Regions from separate parts of the Mus musculus genome. Here region 2 is linked to region 1. The links are chromatin loops, found by intact Hi-C in ENCODE. Cell type or tissue: heart. All regions are shown on one strand.

Region 1 (8,000 bases):
CCAGCATACTACTTAAGTATATTCTAAATATTTGTCCTTATACCCCCAGATGAATATAGTTTTCATCCTCTTCTCTTCGCAACAGATGGAGACTTAGAGAAAATTACAACGAGTAAGAATGTAGAATTGTGGACCCCAGTCCCAACTGATACATCTTCAAAACACCTGCTACACCTAAAACTCAAGGAACTTTGTGGAAGAGAACAGAAAGATTAAGAGCCATGGGGATCAGGAAATGTGCTATGAAACTGTCTTCTGGTAATGTCAGAAGCTACACCCATAAAGTCTCACCAATATGACTGCCTAAGAATAAACTGAACAAGCACTACAACAATAGACATGCTAAAGTGGATAGAGGACCTATGAGATTCCTAACCCTACACAAAGAACTACAGACAGCTAAGAAATGCTGGGAGCTGGAGAAACAGTCTTTTCCAGGGAAGAGCAAGCCAATTGGTCATTCAGTACTAAATGGTCAGCTCTGAAATGCAGATACACAAGTAGCATTATACAGACAGACTGAGTAGGTTATATTTATATTTATATATGGATATACATAATCATACAATAACAGTTAGTGAAAAACATGGTGATGAATTTGAAACAGAGCAAGGAAAGGTATATAGGAAGATTTAGAAGGAGGAGAAGGTAGAAGGGATGATGTAACTATATTATAATCTCAAAAGTGAAAGAGATAATCTTAAAGAAAAAAATGTAAAGTGCTTTCTGCACCCTGGGTTGGATGGGACCTGAGGTAACCCAGGAACTGAAAGACAAGTTCCAGCCAATTTGCAGGATGTGATGAAGTGGAGTTCCAGAAACAAGTAATGCTCGCTAGCTGCTTTCTTGGACCCTAGTAAGACACCCAGAACTACTTAGCTGTCCACTGAAAACTGTGAACATCTATTGTAGGTTTAAGTTACTTGGGTTTGGAGATCTTGTTAAACCTATAAATAGCCAATCCACACTTGAGAAATTGGTGAGGGATGATAGCAGAGGGACCTGGCTCAGTCGTGTTTGCTCCTTATAGGAAATGCCACATGAGACATGTTTAGGTGATTGTCCTACACTGGTGCCTACTGATGTCAGTAACATCAGTGAAGATGAAAAAAACAGGCTTCCTGTAAAGTCTGCAAGGGGCCTTGTCCTCTGTCACCACCCTCTATGATCCAGAAAGGCACACACAGTGTTGAGATACCAGGGGCCACAGAGCCACCTGCTGACAGACAGGGTGCAAGTCCACCTTGGTGACTCTCATACTAAGGAGGGAAGAATTGGCAGGCAATTATAGAAATGCGGGCCTAAGGAATTCTGGCTACTTAGAAGACTGAGCCCTGGGGGCAGGGATGCCCCAAGATGGAAACATTGTTTGCTGTTACTGGCTCCCTAAAGGAGAGAGATCAGAGGGAAGCTCCGGGCAAAGAACAGAGGGCTGTCATGCACTTAGCTCAACTATTCCAGGGCTTACCTTAGCCATGTCCACTCTAAAATATAAAAAATATTGAACTTATAAAAAAGACAGATCCTCCAAGCTCTACTGAGACTCAGGGTCCACTTCCCTCTGTCTGTGCCACTTGTGACAGAGACAGTGAAAGAAACTACCATGTTCAGTAATGGAAGCCAGTGGCCTCTGCTGCTCTTCCACCTCCTCTGTGAATGTGGAGGTAAATGGGACACCCATAGGACCCCAAGCTGGTTTAGAGCTAGGTTTTCATTGAGAAGTGCACATTTTATATCTCAACATAGTGTATACATAGAAAATAAAAGGTCAACAAAATTAAAATGAAAACATATAGGGCAGAATTTCCCCTTACACTCAGTGATGCCCTTGTCTGTCTCATCCTGTCCCTTCCCATCCACAGGGTCTGTTCTATTCTACAGAATAGAGCTGAAAACATGATACAGGAGGTGGGGCTGGGGAAGTCACAACATCTCAACATCCAAATGTTCTGGACCTCAGCCTCCCAGGGATGTTGATACAGAGACAATACTCTATTCACCTGGTCGCACCATGGCTCCTGGAAAGCCCAGGATTCTCAGGCCCTGTAAATCTTGGAGAGCACTCTGCAGTCCAAGCACCAGAACACAGGGAGAAGCGGGTAGCTCGTAGGCATCAAATCCATGACAGTTATTGATCATCAGGCCAAAGGCCGTAAGTGGGCCCTGACCTCTGAACAACCGTCCCTCCCTTGCCTCGTCCCTGCTAGTTCCTAATCTGCCTTTGCTTGTACCTTAAGTCATCTACATGTTTAGTCCTCTCCTGCCTTCACTGACATAGGCTCTACTGCCCTGTCTTGGGTATAAAGGCTTTAGCAGCACTGAAGGCACACAGTCTCAGTCAGGATCTTTTCAGTCACCAGAACGGATGCAAGTAAGCAGAGAGGCAGCCACTATCTACTGCTCAAAATCAGCAGATCTGGGTTTGAGTCTCACTGCCACTCAATAGAGATGTCATTTATTCTCTTTGACCACACAACTTCTTTTTAAAAAAAAAATCTCTAAAATCAGAATAATTCCTAGTTTACAATGCTGGTAAGAAGATTAGCTATAATTCAGAAAAATGAGATCCCTGTTCATCATAGAAATTCAATAAATAGTACTTGTGATGGTCATGGCTAGTAATCACCACAGTAAAACTGAAGCAAGGCTCTGGGCAACTCTGGTCTTTCCAGTATGTTAGCATACTTATTTTGGGGTAGAATTCACTTGCCATGCCTCATCATCATATACTCTCAGGATATATGAAACCAGTTATAAAAGTATCAAATGGTTTTAAACTAGAGCACACATGCACACGCACAAACACACACACACACACACACACACACACACACCATATGTGGTGGGGGAAAGGTTTGACAGGTTGTTGGTGGTGGTTGGTGGTTTATGGGTTTTTTGTTTTGTTTTTGTTTGATTGATTGATTGATTGATTGATTGATAACAGCAAACTTTTAAAGGACAGATACATTCTTGCAATATGTGGAGAATGACTGTCCTCAAAGCCAGCAGCTGGCAAAGGAGTTGTTCTCTGAGTTTTGAAGTCACTTTCAGGCTGTGTGGCAAAATAAGTAGACTGTTAATTGAGGTTGGGTAAGAGGAAAAGCGAACCACAGACCTTCGTAGACAAATGCTGTAGTTCACACCACATGGTTCCCTGCATGGATTAGGGAATATAGTTTTAATAATTTTATAGTTCTAATGTGTAATTCTGATTAAACATATTGAGTAGAATTTACCAAATAAAGCTGTCAGTAAATTTAAAGTAGCCTTAATGCCGCATCTTCTTGTGCAGTGCCAGCCTCCTCCCGTAAACAAAATGGTGGAGGTCGGTGTGAACGAATTTGGCTGTATTGGACGCCTGGTTACCAGGGCTGCTGTCTGCTCTCCACTTGGCAAAGTGAAGATTGTTGCCACCAGTGACCCCTTCATTGACCTCAACTACATGGTCCACATGTTCCAATATGACTCCACCCACGATGGCACAGTCAAGGCCGAGAATGGGAAGCTTGTCATCAACAGGAAGCCCATCACCATCTTCTAGAAGCAAGATCCCGCTAATGGGCCGTGATGGCCGAAGGGCTGCCCAGAACATCATCCCTGCATCCACTGGTGCTGCCAAGGCAGTGGGCAATGTAATCCCAGAGCTGAACGGGAAGCTCACTGGCATGGCCTTCCGTGTTCCTACCCGCAATGTATCCGTTGTAGATCTGACAAGCCGCCTGAAGAAACCTACCAAGTATGATGACATCAAGAAGGTGGTGAAGCAGGCATCTGAAGGCCCACTGAAGGGCATCCTGGGCTACACTGAGGACCAGGTTGTCTCCTGCGACTTCAACAGCAACTCCCACTCCTCCACCTTTGATGCTGGGGCTGGCATTGCTCTCAATGACAACTTTTTAAAGTTCATTTCCTGGCATGACAATGAATACGGCTACAGCAACAGGGTGGTAGATCTCATGGCCTACATGGCCTCCAAGAAGTAAGAAACCCTGGACCACCCACCCGAGCAAGGACACTGAGAGCAAAAGAGAGGCCCTCGGTTGCTGAGGAGTCCCTATCCCAACTCTGCCCCCAACACTGAGCATCTCCCTCACAGTTTCCATCCCAGACCCGCATAATAACAGGAGGGGCCTAGGGAGCCCTCCCTACTCTCTTGAATACCATCAATAAAGTTAGCTGCACCCCAGATAGATAGATAGATAGATAGATAGATAGATAGATAGATAGATAGATAGATAGATAGATAGATAGATAGATAGATAAAGTAGCCTTAACAAAATAAATGTTTTTGATAAATTAGAATTTGAAGACAAAATTGTGCCTTTTCTCTTATTACCCACTAGGTGGCAGAATGTAACCATGGTATATCCTGCTGACAGTTCTTATTGGCAAAGATGTTAAATGAGTGAACTAATTTCTTTTATTATTATTATTATTATTATTATTACGTATTTTCCTCAATTACATTTCCAATGCTAGCCCAAAAGTCCCCCATGCCCTCCCCCGCACTCCCCTACCCACCCATTCCCACTTTTTGGCCCTGGCATTCCCCTGTACTGGGGCATATAAAGTTTGCGTGTCCAATGGGCCTCTCTTTCCAGTGATGGCCAACTAGGCCATCTTTTGATACATATGCAGCTAGAGTCAAGAGCTCCGGTTAGTTCATTTCTTTTTAAAACCAGCAATATTTTTCTATTCCTTTAAACTAAGCACATTCCTAACGTTCAACCCCAGAATGTCAACCAAAGTTCACGATTTCCATTGGTAGCAGAGGATCTTCTCTAAAGCCACGCTTAAGGCCTGGGCTCCTCTTCTTGTCTTCCAGAGGATGATGGATAACTATGGCTGAGGGTCAGATGCTAACAGAGAACTTGGTACAAAGGCTAAGAGCGTCTGCATGTTTATCCTTACAAGGCTGTGTTTAATCCCATCATGTAAAATAAATGATAAAGGAATTTAAGCATAAAGAGACAAACCTGCTTTTCAAGCGAGACTGGAGAGATGACTCAGGGGTTAAGAGCACTGGCTGATCTTTCAGAGGACCCATCTAGTCTCCAAAATTAACATGGTGGCTCACAACTGCCTGTGGCTCTGGTTCTAGGGTTCAATGCCTTGTTCCAGCCTTCTCAAGCACTGCATGTATGTGGTGTACAAACATACCTGCAGGCATTCACACATACACATGAAATAAAAATAAAAAAATCTAAAAACAAAAAACAAGGCTCTGCTTCTCATTTGCTCTCTCGAACTCTCACAGGATGGAGCACTAAAATGCTCCCAGGGGGACAAGACGGAAATAGGATATTTTATTTGGTGCAGCTTGGGCTATGTCTGCTGAATCTAATGGGGCACAAGTATAATAGGATTCAAGAAATTCACTAGACTGGATGTGGGCACAGGATGTGGGTTCCAGGGAAACCCTGAATGTTGAATGTGACATGGGCAGCTGGAGGGAGCACAGGTAGCCCATCTGGGCCTACGCTGCTATGCCTCTCTCTACCAGTGACTACAGGGTCACTGGTGAGAAACAGGGCTAATGTCACTATGAAGTTCCATAGGAATGGAGACAGGATGGGAGGTCGAGCTGAGCAGGTGGAAGCTGCAGAATTAGGGGAGATCCATACTCAAAAAGTATGGCTATGTGATCCCTGGTAGAGAACATGGCAAGTGTCACTGGCTGGGTGACTTTGGGTATCACCCAAAGATTTGTAGAAGGGACAGACGCAGGCAGTAATGCAGGGCCATGAGGACTAGAATCTTCAATGAATTCCCAACAATGTCTACTACTCACCTGAATGCTTAAGACTTCAAAAATACTCCTAACATAAAATGTTAAATATGAGCCTTTTATTAAGGCAATAATATATGCAAAATCATAGACATATATGTCTGTTGACTACCTCTGTTAATTTCCTTTTCATGGTGGATATTTAGGAGCTACCATACCAACAATAAAAATTAGCACCTATAAGCAGTTTGGATTACCCTTATATGACAGAGGCTGCTATTATTAAATCCTAAGATAATAATAACTAGAGCATTACATTTTGATATAAATTTTAGCTTTTATCATTAAAAGGCAAAAGCTATTTTCTAACTACTTGTTCTGTTGTATTTCAAAAACCAGTTTCTCAGGATTCTTATCTTGTCTAATCTAAGCTAAAGAGAAAGAAAGTATTAATTTTAAAAGGAAGCTTTTGGTTCCTTCTCTGCATGCATAAATTGGCAAATGATACAAATTCTTTGGTATTTTTTAAAACATCTATTTGTTGTGTATTATGCTGGTTAATCTCCATGGCTAACACACCTGGGAAGAGGGACCTTCAATTGAGAGACTGTCTTCATGGCCTATGGGAATGTCTGTGTGGTATTTTCATGATTCAAATGATGAGGGAGGGCCCAGGGCCCATCCCATAGTGAGCGGTAGCATCCCTCTGTAGATGGGCTTGGACTGTGTAAAAATGCTAGATGAACATCCAGAGAAAGTGAGCTTTCTCTAGTGAGCAGTGGTCCCCATGGTCTCTGACTCAATTTCTGTTCTGCTCTGAATTCCTGACTTGGCTTCCCATGATGATATACTATAACCTGTAAGACCAAATAAATTCTTTCCTTCTTGAGTTGCTCTTGGTCAGTGTCTTATCACAGTAACAAAGAACCAAACCACAACATGCATGGTAGTATGTTTACACGTGCTTATCTTTCTATATATATGGCAGTGATTGGCTTATGAATAAGTGGACATGTTAATTGAGACTTCTAAGCTACTCCAAATTATTTCTAGTTTATAATATAACTAAAATTTTAGGGGTAAATTCTAGGGCTAAAATTTAGGGATAAATAGTTTAAAAGGTTTAGTCAAGCTGTTACTTGATAAATCATTGTTTCCACTCTGATTCTATATATGGTCTTAAGGGAAAAGAAAATCCCTATTGCTTGGAAAAGAAACAGGCTTTCAGGCCATGCAAAGCCCTGGTCCAGGTTACAGTCATATCTTCATAGATTGCTGTTCTCATCTGAAGGTGATCGTCTAGGCTCTGCTATTCCAAGTCTGCAGATTGAGAGTGCAACCTAGCCCTGTACTTCCAGCTTTCCCTATGTAATTAATTTGCTTACAGAACAAAGGTTTTATGTTTTATCAAAATAATTGTTTTTATTCTGTACTAAATGTGTCAGGTACTAATTAAGAAACAACGTCTTACATTAGGCTTTATTTTTAAAAAAAGGATCTCTGTCAAGCTTTATCTCAGTGGCATTCAACAGCTACATTTTAAAAGCAAGAGTTGTTCCTTAATGGTAATATAATTGACATCTGGGTGCTCAATAACCATACAGAGAGACCTATACTAACACATGCATAGATGTCAAGAGTTGGCCCATATGTATAAGTCAACTAGGTTCCAGAGAGCTATAAGATATCTCTCAAAGGATCCTACAGCTCTGATGAGTCATCTGGACCCTTGATTAGAGAGGCCATGAATATTTCAGAGGACAGATTGTAACCAGTATAAAAGGAGAGTCAATACAGACATGCTCCCTATGCCTCTTAAGGAAATGAAATGCTCAAAAAGTATTTGACTCATGCCTAGCTGATGGCACAGTTGGTAAAAGGCTTAAGGAACCAAAGTTTCTTCACAAGTCTCAAGTAATCCCTGAGGATTAATCTCTCAACTAGCTTTGACATTAGGAAATAGGTTAAGTATCCACATTTTGGTCTTCCTTCTTCTTGAGTTTCATGTGTTTTGCAAATTGTATCTTGGGTAGTCTAAGTTTCTGAGTTAATATCCACTTATCAGTGAGTGCATATCATGTGTATTCTTTTGTGAGTGGGCTTAGTTCCTTCTTAGAATGGAGAACAAAATACCCATGGAAGGAGTTACAGAGACAAAGTTCAGAGCTGAGTCGAAAGAAAGGACCATCCAGAGACTGCCCCATGCTGGGATCCATCCCATATACAACCTCCAAACCCAGAAACTATTGCATATGCCAGAAAGATTTTGCTG
Region 2 (8,000 bases), 700 kb after region 1:
TCTGTCTGTCTGTCTGTCTCTCTCTCTCTCTCTCTCTCTCACACACACACACACACACACACACACACACAGGCAGCACAAGACAACTTCTCAATCCCTTCGTGAACCAGCTCCTTCTTGTGAAGCTGGTCTGAAGCCAGGGCTTCATGAAAGCTAAGCGTACCATTGAGCTACGCTCCAGCCTAAGGAATCTTAACATGGACTTCAAGCCAATAAAGAAAAATAAAATGATAAAATCTGTATCATATGAAAAGAAGGAGATATGGTGTAGGAACCAAGTCTGGGGAGGCAATCACTCACCGATCTTGTTCTCCGGAACCTGGGTTCCTCGGGGTCTCTGTGTTGCCCTGGTACAGCGCTTCTGTCCCTGTCACTTCTGTACCCAGGGCTGGGGATGATATATTCTTTTCCCATGTCAATATCTTTCATCTTCACCACACAGAGGACCAGGGTGCAGACTCCTCCTTTCACTTCAGAAATTCTGAAATTAAAAATTTACAAAAGCAGATGCCTCCTAATCATGCTTAAAGTATATGCCAAAGTGCTTTAAAACAGAACGGAACAAAAGTATTGACACTTCTTTACCAATATAGCTACAAAATTATTTTAAATATCCCTTCAGTTTCTTTCTTTTTTTTAAACAAACAAACAAACAAACAAACAAACAAACAAACAAAGGGTTCTAGCATCAAGAAAATTTACCAAGCCAGACACAGTGGTGCACAACTTTAATCCCAGCACTCAGAAGGCAGAGGTAGGCAGATCTCTGAGTTCAAGATGAGCCTGGTCTACAGAGCGAGTTCCAGGACAGCAGGACTACACTGAGAAACCCCTGACTCAAAAGAAAGAAAGAAAGAAAGAAAGAAAGAAAGAAAGAAAGAAAGAAAGAAAGAAAGAAAGAAAGAATAAAGAAAAAGGGTCTATGTTCTACCTTTTTAAGCATCACCTGGTCTACTCCTAAAACTCTGTTCTGTGTTTCCACACCACTGCCTGTCTGGCTAATTCCAGTCAACATTCTGTATCAACTCTGGTCACTTTTTTCAAAAGTTTGCATTTATCTTATTTATAGGGTGGGGTGGGTACGAGACAGACAGATGGACACACAGAAAACAAAGATAATCATGTACACTTGCAACTTGCAAGAGTCAGTTCTCTCTTTCTACCATCCAGGTTTCTGGGGATGGAACTCCAGTCCTCAGTTTGGCACAGGCCACTTTTTAAAAACTAAACACATACTTGCCCCTCTAGAAGGTCCCCCGTTGTCAGAAGCTCAAATTCCTGAACAACAGATAATGAAAACACCACAGATATCTGACATATGGCCATGCTACACTGTAGTCCATAAGTCCAGCCATGATGACACTAGTAAGGACTGTGTCTCTTGCAGCACAAAATTTTGACAACTGTAAGGCATTGCTGTTTTTGACACAGGATCTCAAGTAAGTAGCCCAGGTTGGCTTCCTACTCTTGGTCTTCGAAGGATGGCCTTGAACTTCTGACCCTCCTGACTCTACATCACAACAGCTGGGATTTCAAAACTGCACTACTACGCCCAGTTTATCTGGTGCGGGGGATGGAACCCAAGGCTTTGCAAACTTCAGGCAAGCACTCTGACAGCAGAGGTACATCCCAAGCTCCTATTACTCATTTTTAAATCATCAGAAGAAAAATACTTATTAATCCTTGAAGTAAAAAAAAAATAATAATAATAAATTAAGCCGGGTAGTGGTAGCGCATGCCTTTAATCCCAGCACTCAGGAGGCAGAGGCAGGTGGATTTCTGAGTTCAAGGCCAGCCTGGTCTACAAAGTGAGTTCCAGGACAGCCAGGGCTATACAGAGAAACCCTGTCTCGAAAACCAAAAAAGGGCTGGAGAGATGGCTCAGTGGTTAAGAGCACCAACTGCTCTTCCGAAGATCCTGAGTTCAAATCCCAGCAACCACATGGTGGCTCACAACCATCCGTAATGAGCTCTGACGCCCTCCTCTGGTGTGTCTTAAGACAGCTACAGTGTACTTAGATATAATAAATAAATCTTAAAAAAAAAATTAAGACCCTCAAATCTCCAATGAGGGCTGGACTGGCCATTTTGCTTATCAGAATTCTGGTTCAAGCACTGGAAGTTGATACAGATAAGTTGTTTATTTAAGACAGAAAGAAAGAAAGAAAGTAAGAAAGAAAGAAAGAAAGAAAGAAAGAAAGAAAGAAAGGAAGAAAGAAAGAGCACCTAGCCCAATGACTGTGTACACTATAAACAAAACCAAAACCAGCTTACTAAGCAAAAACAACGCTTGTGGCTCTGGCTCTTCCGAAAGCCAAGCTATAAACAGATCTGGCATCTGCCATTGTCATCTGGAAGAGGAAGATTACTCGCTACTTTAAAAATAGGCAAGAGGGGGCTGGGGAAGCTTAAAAGGGAGGAGCCCAAGGGACCCCATTCACAACACCAAACACATCAAGAACAACAGGGAAAGTTATCGAAGAACTGTACGAGGCAATGTTTTTTCTCAGTTGTGTGTGTTCAATCATATATTATGAAGCGGAACCGGTAAAGTGTACACACAGACTGTGGTAGCAAAGACAGTTTTGACAGAAACAACTGTTTTCCTAATGGTGAGATAAGATAGGACTTCAGTGGCCTATTCTAACTTCCCTAACCTTCCAGACAAAGCGAGTTTCTATAAGAATGGGGTATGGGGAATCGTTGTCCCCATGATCTTCACCAATGTCATAGCTTCACTTTCAATAAATAAATAAATAAAGGTGCAGCACCTTAAAGTATGCAAACACCTGAGTAGCCATAAAGTTACTGTTTCTTCACACTGAACACAAGGAGACCACCATCTTCTGTGTGTCTGGGATATGACAAGAAGAACACACAGAAGCCGGTAGAGTAGGGCTAAGGTGAATATGGATATGAAGCAATCAACTAAGAAAGGATTACTACACCAGGACCCTCTCCAGCCCAAAGAGCAATTCATACTTCCCATTTTCTAGACAACTCCCTTGCAGCTAATGTAAAGTCTTTTTATAAAACTAATGCTAACTTAGGCTCAGTGATAAAAGCATGTAGGCCAGAGGTTCTTTCCAGTCCCCAGCCCTGCCAAATCCAAAGGAAAGGGTGTGTGTATCAGGACTAGGAAAACCTGGCATATTTTGGTTTAAGCCAGCACTATAAAGGGAGAAAGAAGAATAAACAAAGTGGGGACTCTCACATTAGTACCCCGACTCAAAACTGACAGGGTTGGGGGCCACCTGGTTTTGCTCTAAAATTCTCTTTCCAGTGAAGAGGGGTGGATGTGACGATTCTGCAGGGGGGAGGGGCATTGTGTAGGCCTGGAGAACTGTAACTAACCAGGTTGGTGTTTCCAAGTTCTGTTATCGCAACATCTCTCAGGTTTTAGGCGCCTCAGGAAGCTCCTTCAGGCCCTGCAGCTACTGGAAGCTACTGGAAGCTACAAGGAAGCTGAACCACTTATCACGCCCCCCCCACCTCTCCCCCAGGGCCCACCTGTGCCTCCAAGCTCCCTCACCTGTCACTTACTCCAGAGACCCCAGTAAAACCCATCCATTTCTCCCTTCGGAACTCAAGACTTCCCCGGTCATTCCTGTGCCCACCTGCATCGAGACTCCCACATCTGTACGAAAACACCAAATCCAGGTGTTATAAACACAAAGCCACTAGCTCCTTTGCGTGTCAGCACCGAAAAGGACACTGGTGACAGAAGATCTAGGCTCCCATCTCTACCTCGGCTTCGCTGTGTGTGCTGATGCCACGTACCTCCACATACCAGTAGCAAAACAAACAAACAAAAAACAAAACAAAACATAGATAATGACTTACGTAGTAAGTGGCTGACAGCCTCCAGTCCCGGAGGGAGGTTGGGGCTTCTCTCTGGACAGCTCCGCCACCCGGCCCTAGGGCGTTCCCATGCCAGCCCCGGGCCTGCGAGCACAGGCTCCACGACCCACCCACAGCGAACGCAGCTCCCCCTGGTGGCCGCGCGGAGAGTGGAGCCGGCCGTGACCACCCATCAAACCTCCCCTCCTGCCTTCTAACATCTAGACCTCCGCACAGCCCGCGAGGTCGCCAACAAGCCGGGGACCGCGCGAGATCGGAACGAGACAGGCCCCGTTTCTCCCGTCCGAGGCTTCCCACCGCCCACCCCGCCTTGGAGAGCCCAAAGAAGTGAGCCCGTGACAGCCTCCGACACTGCATGAAAAAGGCGTGAACCGTCACCTACCTGCACCCCAGCCTCCCCACACGAGAGCAAACAGCCCGGGCACGCTCGCGAACATCGGACCCTGAGCAAAACAAGCCTTTATAGCGGCATAGTCCCCCACAACGCGCAAGCGCGATGCACAAAGCTTGCGCAAGACCGAAGGGAATCGTAGTCCCTCATCCGGCAGCCCCCAGCGCCGCACACCGCAAAAGACTACGTTTCCCAGAAGCACCGCTGGTGCCCGGGATGGGGTGCAGGCTGCTCACAGTACCCGCGCGCATCTCGTGCTGCCCCATCCTTCCCCGGTTTCTGATGCCCAGTCTGGAACCTTCTCTGCCTTAGTCACGGGGGCTGGGCAGGCGGGTCGGGGTAGCCGGTGGCGCTGTATTCTCTGACAGCCAGAGGTTCAAAGTCAGGAACTTCCAAATCTATGCGGCGGTTCCACGTGCCAGAAAACATCGTGAAGGTCATCATAGCCTGCTTCTGTCCAGCCCCAACTCTTAGCTGTGGTGTCACTTAATGGGTGCATGAGTCCTCCACGTTCTGCATGAATGGTACCTTTGGATCTTTTCTCTTACCCATCTATCTCAGCTTCTTGACTTCTAAGTAGTGAAATGCCAGAATCGCAATTTCCAAAGTGACAAGGGATGTCAAAATGATATACTAACTAATCAATCTATTTTTATAAATAAATGTAAAGCTCCCGAGGCATTAGTCGTTTTATTTTTTCTATTTTATCTATTTTAGTATCATAATATAAAGACTACTCTATTGCATGCCTCCCAACCTTTAAACTACCCGGGGCTTGTTTATGGTTACCCATTTAAGGGATTTAAAAAGAAAGTAAACTGGATTGTCCATCATACAACTACCTAGTTAGCTACTGTGAACACTAATGTCATAAAGCTGGACTTATTGACAGGATGTATATTTGACACACAGAAAGCTCAGGAAGATAGGCAGTGTTCAGAGCTGGGCTTTCAGGAAGTTGGATCATGAAGACTCTGAGTTAATGAACGGTTTAATATTGACTGATTGTTCCATGTCACTATTAGAAGCTAGTAGAATATGAGGACTTGGAGGCTTGTTAAAGGAAGTTGGTCCCTGGAAGTATACCTTTGAGAGATGTGTGTTACCCCTTCCTGTCATGATGTTCAGCCTTGTGCCGAGCACACACTAACAAAACCAGTTCACCATGGATAAAAACCTGAGCCAAAATAAGTATTTTCTCCTTTAAGTTCATGTTTTCTCCGGTATTTGTCATATTGTCATAATAACAAAAAGCTGATTATGTTTCACTATTTTAAAATTAAGATATATATTGTTGGGGTCAAGGAGTCGCCAGACAAACCACCAAACACTGATCTCAGGCAGACAGGGATAGTTTATGGAGCGTATGTCCTGGGACTGACTGATCAGGGTCAAAGACCAGACTCAGGAGCTGACTGCAACCTCGAGCCAGAATCTACAGAGCTTTTTAAGTCTGAAATCCACAAACATCTGTGTCAAGTTCTTCCACCAATCAGGATTTAGGGATAAGGACTTCCTCTGGAGCAGGTCTTTGTTGTACACGTATCCTGTTCCCATTGGTTGGGGGATCAACTTGCATTGCCTAACATCCATGCCTTAACTTGCCAACCAGGATATCAGTTACCCATGTCCATATCTTTTTCTGCCATGTAGGATGTCAAACCCCAAAGAGTTCTTAGGAATTTAAAACTATTAAACCCCTACTCAAAATGGAAGTCTTATTCCAAATAACTTCTTACATTGGTGCAGGAGAAGCTTATAAAAGCAAAAACCATAAAGGCTCATTCACCAGTGCGGGACGTGCTTGCTGTAGCTAACTATACAAAGCAGTTCTTACTGACCTTTGTTGTGATTGGTTTCCAAGAGCATCAAAGCACATAACATAATAGAGTATGAGCCGGGCGTGGTGGCGCACGCTTTAATCCCAGCACTTGGGAGGCAGAGACAGGCAGATTTCTGAGTTCTAGGCCAGCCTGGTCTACAGAGTGAGCTCCAGGACAGCCAGGGCTATACAGAGAAACCCTGTCTCGAAAGAAAAAAAAAAAAAAACATAACAGAGTATGCAATCAACTCGTGCATGAGAAAGTTTCCTTGTAACAGTAATAACAACATAAAGTGGCTGGACCGGCAGCAGCTACTCGGGCCTTGACATATGTGAGATGTCATTAATTGAAAAGATGAGCCACAAGTTATAACTGGTTTTTCTTTCTTTAATTGAGGTAGAATCTCTGGGATTTCAGAAGCTGAACTTGCCAAGTAGGCAAAGGTGACCAGCACCTTTGGTCCTCCTGTCTACCTCCATAGTGCTGGAATTACGGGTGATAAACAGTGCTGGTGACTAAGCCCAGCATGAGAGGCAAGCTCTCTGGCAACTGAATTACATCTCTGTAAGTGTTGGTCTGTTTGTTTGCTTGTTTGTTCGTATTTATTTATTCAGTTTTCATCCCCATCACTGTCTCCTTCCCAGTCACCTCCTCCCACAAACCTTCCCCATCCCTCCTCCCCTTCTGCTCTGAGCAGGTGGGGGTCCCCTATGGTGTCTCCCAATCCTGGTACATCAAGTCTCTGAAAGAATAGGTGTTTACTCTCCCACTGAGGCCAAACAAGGCAGCCCAGCTACAAGAACATATCCCACATATAGGCAACAGCTTTTGGGATAGCCCCCGCTCAGTTCTTCAGGGCCCACACAAAGACCAAGCTGCACATCTGCTACATATGTGCAGAGAGGCCTAGGTCCAGCCTATACATGTTCTTTGGGTGGTGGTTCGGTCTCTGAGAACCCCAAGGGTCCGGGTTAGTTAATTCTGGTGGTTTTTCCTATGGAGTTCCTATCCCATTAGGGGCTGCAGTCCTTTCTCCTATTCTACCCTAAGAGTCCCTAAGCTCCATCCACTGTTTGGCTGTGGGTGTCTATATCTGTCTGAGTCAGCTGCTGGGTGGAGACTCTCATAGGACAGCCATACTGGACTCCTGTCTGCAAGCATAACAGAGTATCATTAATAATGTCAGGGATTGGTGCTTGTCCATGGGATGGGTCTCAAGTTGGGCTGGTCAATGGTGGGCTGTTCCCTCAGTCTCTTCTCCATCTCTAATCCCTGTTTTTCTTGTAGGGTAAGTGTTGCTGGAAATATTAAAAATGAACAAGCTCACTCCGCTCTTGTGCCAGCATCTCTCTGCCCCGGCTGCCTGGCCATCCATGCACTGGCAGGCAATGACTGGCCTGATTTTATCTTGTGGAGACTCTCTGACTCAGAACTCCAAAATCTCTCCACCCAGCTCACTAAGTTCCCAGTGGTGGGTCGTTACCATGCCAGCCTCATGCCACAACCTCTGTGGTACACCTCAGGCAAACCCACACTTTGCCACAGTCCCTTTCTCTCTTGAACCCAGACAAGCCACTGCGTGAAGTAAAACACAACACAAACTTAGTTCAGAAACAATGGTAGGGGGTTGGTGAGATGGCTCAGCGGGTAAGAGCACTGACTGCTCTTCCAAAGGTTCTGAGTTCAAATCCTAGCAACCACATGGTGGCTCTTAACCACCCATAATGAGATCAGACTCTCTCTTTTGGTGTGTCTGAAGACAGCTACAGTGTACTTATGTATAATAACAAATCAATCTTTAAAAAAGAAAAAAGAAACAATGGTGACTCAATTGCTGGGCACAACTAAATTCCTAACTTGCAAGCCTTATTAAATCTAAATCCTGATGGATCCACCACTAAACCAGGAGACACTCATAATTACAT

Evidence for each region. Peaks named below come from ENCODE experiments on the same cell type or tissue, not always from the same donor. Only the 100,000 strongest peaks of a DNase experiment are listed, where the experiment ranks them.
Region 2: a loop joins it to region 1, with 3 times the contacts of the local background. A loop is called at or near these places in 2 of 42 quality-filtered maps.

The regions. Positions count from the first base shown.
Region 1 is chr16:19,719,996-19,727,995 of GRCm38, forward strand. It overlaps the pseudogene Gm17799. Among named protein-coding and RNA genes, the nearest start is that of Lamp3, 18 kb to the left of the region's middle. In heart, a CTCF peak has its summit at 4,322 (motif pointing right); no DNase peak of the experiment used is centred here.
Region 2 is chr16:20,422,005-20,430,004 of GRCm38, forward strand. It overlaps Abcc5 (ATP-binding cassette, sub-family C (CFTR/MRP), member 5), which reads right to left and starts at 4,390. Exons shown (of 30, transcript NM_013790.2): 1 at 4,244-4,390; 2 at 301-481. The coding sequence starts at 429. In heart, CTCF peaks have their summits at 4,000 (motif pointing left) and 4,209; DNase peaks (open chromatin) are centred at 2,377, 3,447, 4,007 and 4,407; H3K4me3 peaks cover 3,028 bases; H3K27ac peaks cover 1,978 bases.